Regions from separate parts of the Mus musculus genome. Here region 1 is linked to region 2. A link is a loop called in an ENCODE intact Hi-C map of the cell type or tissue named here. Cell type or tissue: gastrocnemius. All regions are shown on one strand.

Region 1 (2,500 bases), 330 kb after region 2:
AGCTGCCAACGGCCACTGGCTGAGCAGAGACAGAGGCAGGACCTTTAGGATTCCCAGACAAGAAATGCAGGATAGGGAGAAGAAGGGATTTAGCCACGAGAGGGGCTTTGGATGGACCACGCTGTGAAGGAGCAGGAGGGTGAGACAGCCAGCCGAAATGTAGGTGCAAAGGGGAAACGGCCCCATGGGAGAGCTGGCCAGAAGGAAACAGGGCAGCAAAGATAAATATAGATTTAGAAAATGTTAACTCTGGAATGCAGGAGGGGAGTGTGTGCTAGCCGCAGGGAGGTTGAGCTAGCTAAGGCATATTAATTATGAAGGTTTTGTGTGTGTGTGTGTGTGTGTGTGTGTGTGTGTGTGTGTCTTTCATTCGTGAATCCAGAGCTCTTGGGCGGGTGCTGAGCCACACACACCGCAGGGAGCACAGAGCAGACTTTAAATACTCACGGCTTCATCCACCCATCTCTCCTCAGAAGCTGCAGAACCACTTTTGGCAAATGAGCCCACACTCAGAAAGCACGGGCACCATTAATCCTGAACCTGGCTGGCTTGGAAACTCAGCTGCTACACTTGAAACTAACACTAGCCCAGACTAGGAAAACAAGACAGCTCTTAGAGCTGACCCAGGACCACAGCTCCACCTGTTTCCACAGGTTCCCACAGGTTTAGCATTTCTGTCTTAAGGGAGGGAGCGCCTAAGAAGGTTTTCCAGATTAATGAACAATTCCAATCATAAAATATATCCCAGCAGGCTCAGGAACCTTGTTTGTTTGTTTGTTTGTTTGTTTTTTCAAGACAGGGCTACTCTGTGTAGTCCTGGCTGTCCTGGAACTCACTTTGTAGACCAAGCTGGCCTCAACCTCAGAGATGTGCCTGCCTCTGCCTCCTGAGTGTTGGGATTAAAGGTGTGAGTGCACCACCATACCCATCTAGGAATCTAGTTTTGTGGGAACAAATGATTCCCATTTAACTGACCCAATCCTCAGAAATCCACTGTGGGCAGCCTCCCAATGCTCACCTGTCTCTGGGGACATCCAGGGCAGTGTTGTAATCTGGGGGAGCTCCAGGCAACATATTGAACAGCAGGTGATTTGTTCCTCGATCCCACCTATTGAGAAAATAAACAACTGAGAAAATCCACAACCATGAAGCAATGAGTACAAACTGGCCCAGCCTGAAACAGCGCCACCTGCTGGACACAAGTATACGTAGCCGCAACAGTAAGGCCTGCTTCTCAGGTGCAAGATAAGCCCCAAAGGGACAAATACAAAATTAGAAAGATGTATACTTCCAGCTTGTCTGCTACATAGAACAAAAAAACAACCCTGAAACCCACCTAAATGCTCAAGAAACAAAAGGAGGCCTGGAGAGATGGCTCAATGGTTAGGAGCACTGACTGCTCTTCCAGAGGACCCAGGTTCTAACCCCAGCACACACATGGGGGCTCACAACCGTCTGTAACTCCAGTTACAGGGGATCCAATGCTCTCTTCTGGCCTGTGAGGATACCAGGCAGACGTGTAGTACACAAACATACATGAAGGCAGAACATCCATACACATTTAAATAAGTTAAAATTTAAAGGAAAAGTAAATAAACTACGGAAGACTGATTCACTATATTACAGAATATCTATAAAACGGAGTGCTACGCAGTGTTCAGAATTGTATAAAAAACAGCGACGGGCTGGGGCGATGACTCAGTCAGTAAAGTGTTTGCTGAATAAGCATGAGGCCCTGAGTTCAAGTCTCAGCATCTACACAAAAGCCAGGTACAGTGGCATGTGCCTAGAACCCCATGCCTGGGGAGGCAGAGACGGGAGGGAGGATCCCAGGGGCTCCAGATTCAGTGAGAGACCTGTCTCAAAAACTAATTAATTAATAATTAAGGTAGAGGGTGATAAAGACACCCAACATCCACCTCTGAGCTTTGCATAGGCATTATGTGTGTATATGAGCGTATGTATATGTGTGTATGTGTGCATGCATGCCTTTGTGCATGTGCATGCATGCACAAACACACACACGCACACACACACACACCTTGAAATTATTTGGAAAGATATTCACAACGCATTATGAGAAATGAAGCGTCTATACATTATGATCACATATTGCCATTCCTGGCCACCAAAAAAAAAAAAATGTTTATACTATACACACCTAGCAATTTTATACATTAAAAAAAGATTTAATAAGCTCATTTAAACAGTAATAGTTGTTACCTCTTAGAAATAGAGTATGTAACAAATCTTACATTTCTTTTGCTGAGTAAACAGGAATGACCCCAGAGCATGGAATGGAGGATTTTAATCTAAAAGGAGACGTACAGAAAAGCCTTCCTTAGCTCTAAACTCCATGAAGCCCAGGCTGTGGCACAGCACAGGATGGCAGACCCCAGCTGGCGCTAACCGCACAGACCTCCGGCTACTTCAGTCACTTACAAACGTGTGAGACAGACAAAGCCACGCCCATTCCCTTCAGATCACCCCCCTCGGCTCT
Region 2 (2,500 bases):
CCATCTATAGTCAACCTCCACCCAACTCAGAGCCACTCCCTAGTCTCCTGAGAGTGGACCAGATGTCTGTGAAGGGACACTAGCCTGAACCCCAAAGTCACCACTCTCAAACTGTCCTCCCACTGGTAATTAACTCTGGGCCAGGCCTCCGTAGCTCCCAGGACACGCAAGCTGGGACCTCGCCCAATGTCCGGATTCCAGAAGAGAAGTGAAGCCAAGCCCCTGAGGTCATCGCCGCCTGTGCTGGTCAGCACTGCTCCCACACACTCTTCCTAGGTCCTCATCCCTTGGAGAAGGAGCTGGAAGCCTCAGAAGGTCTACATCTGCTGCTGTCAGCTTTCAGCAGTATGGCCTAGAGAAAGCGGCTTCCTCTTTGACCTTCAGACCCCTTTCCCCTGAGACCCCTGACTCTTTATCGAGATAGCATGCATGAGTGCCCAGTGCCTTATGTGTCATCGATAGATTCTGTTGTTCTTTCAAGCGTCCCCAAAGGAAGAAACAGACACTTCTTTTTCTGGAACCCCAGGCTCCTCTATCTGATATCGACTCCCGGGTCTGGCTCCTCTGCTATTCTCGGTGTGATACCATAGTCCCCACCTCTATCTGCCCCGCCCTCCTCAGCCATCCTTCCAGCTCCAGGAGGTGAGTGGTCTTCAGCCAGGATCACTCCTGTGTGCTGCAGTGTCCAGATCAGGGCTGGGCACGGGTGACCTCCACCTCCCGTGCTGGCTCTGGTTGTGCCTTGCTCTTTCTCTGCTGTGTTTCCCTGGCTTAGATTCCTTTTCCTGTTGAGAGGCAATAAGACCTTGTGATAACTGAGAGCCCAATCTATACACTCAGGGTGTCAGCTTTTTAAAGTCTATCCACCAACCCTATAAGGTTGTATGTGGATGGGGACATTGGGGCATGAGGAAACTTAAGTAGGTTTAAGGTCATGCTACTAGCCGGTGGTGAAACCAAAGCAGATATTGGGTGTGGTGGTAGACACCTGTAAGGCACACTTGAGAAACTGAGTCAGGTTTGAGGCCAGTCTGCTCTACACAGCCAGATCCTGACTAACACACGGACAGATACGCACATGGTAAAATCTAAAAGTCCAAAGATAACGAAAGTTCCAGGGATCCATCTTAATAGATCAGTCCTCACTTCCTGGTGGTCAGTGCTACCAGGCTGACCAGGGACCGTCACTCATGTAGGCTGTCGGAACCCAGCACTGAGCCAAGGCTGCCTGGAGCTAGGACAGCTGCTGGGGTTCTGCCACCTGGCGGTCACATTGGGAATTGCACCACTCCAGCTTGGTCACTTCTTTTTGTTTGTTTTGTTTTGTGGTTGCACCACCAGGCCTGACCTCAGAAAATTAAGATTTAACTACACCATTGAGGCACCAGACTCCCTGACAACCCATCCACAAGAATGCAGGCAATCACGCCTCACGTTCCATCGCTCCATCCTCTGCACGTCTCCAGCCCAGACACCTGCCCAGTTCTCTTGAGCATCTGGAACATCTGCTGAGGGTTGAGACACAGTTCTGTTCTACCTATAGGCTTTCTGGCCTAGGTTGACCCTGTTCACCTGGGCTGGGACTGCTCCCTTCACCCCATTGGCAACTCCTCCTCTCTCCTTACTGACCACAGCCCAGGAGCTCTGGACTTCCTCTGTGTCTCACATGAACCAGGTTGGTGGCAGCCCCAGGGCCCTTGCACTGCCTGGAGTATCTCCCCTCTAAAAGGACATACATTAGGGTGTCTTCTCCAATACCCCTTCATGTATGTATGTGTGTGTTTGTGCGTGTGTGTGGGTATGTGTGTATGTGTGTGTGGGTGTGTGCATGTGTACCCATGCATGCCACAGTTCATATACAAAGGTCAGAGGACGACAGTTCTCTCCTTCCACCATGCAGATCAAGCTCAGGTCATTAGGCTCAGCCACAAGCACAGTTAGCAGCCGGCCGTCTCACAGGCACTCCAGTGACCTCTCTGTGTTTACCTATCTGCTGCCCTACCTCTTCACCACTATAAAAACTCTATAAGTTCATGGCTGCCTCTGCCTCTGCCTCCTTTGGTTGGTGTTGAACCTGGCATGGCCCAGCCTCAATGACCACCTGACAACATCTGTTAATTATCTAGATGGAAAGAAGAAAGAGACGAAGGGAAGGAACAAAGAAGCAGCCAAGGAAAGGAAGGATGGGGGAGGGGGATGGAAGGGAGGGAGAGAGAGGGGAGGGAAGGGAGGGGAAGAAGACAGAAAGGAGAGAGGGAGGGGAGGGAAGCTGCCTCATAAGATTTGGTGTCATTAGAAGGGTCTTGCTCCATTGGGTTGGTGGTCTTGGACATGAGCTCAGACTCAGAGGGACCCACCCTGTTGCCGTGACCACACCTTGCTGGAGGACAGAGCTGGGTAAGCCAGTCCCACATCCCACACTGGGCCTGCAGCTCCTTTGTTTGCTGAGTTGAGAACTAGAGATTCCTGTGTGTGGGCTGGGCCTTTAGTCTCACCCTGG

What was found. Hi-C counts contacts between places; a loop is a spot of excess contacts. Peaks named below come from ENCODE experiments on the same cell type or tissue, not always from the same donor. Only the 100,000 strongest peaks of a DNase experiment are listed, where the experiment ranks them.
Region 1: it touches region 2 in a loop (6-fold over the local background); 21 of 42 quality-filtered maps call a loop at or near these places.

What each region holds. Positions count from the first base shown.
Region 1 is chr2:93,810,879-93,813,378 of GRCm38, forward strand. Ext2 (exostosin glycosyltransferase 2) reads right to left here. Exons shown (of 14, transcript NM_010163.3): 3 at 1,019-1,108. Among named protein-coding and RNA genes, the nearest start is that of Ext2, 10 kb to the right of the region's middle. In gastrocnemius, a CTCF peak has its summit at 1,203 (motif pointing left); a DNase peak (open chromatin) is centred at 1,175; H3K27ac peaks cover 1,614 bases.
Region 2 is chr2:93,476,489-93,478,988 of GRCm38, forward strand. No RefSeq gene overlaps it. Among named protein-coding and RNA genes, the nearest start is that of Cd82, 15 kb to the left of the region's middle. In gastrocnemius, a CTCF peak has its summit at 1,270 (motif pointing left); DNase peaks (open chromatin) are centred at 131 and 1,240.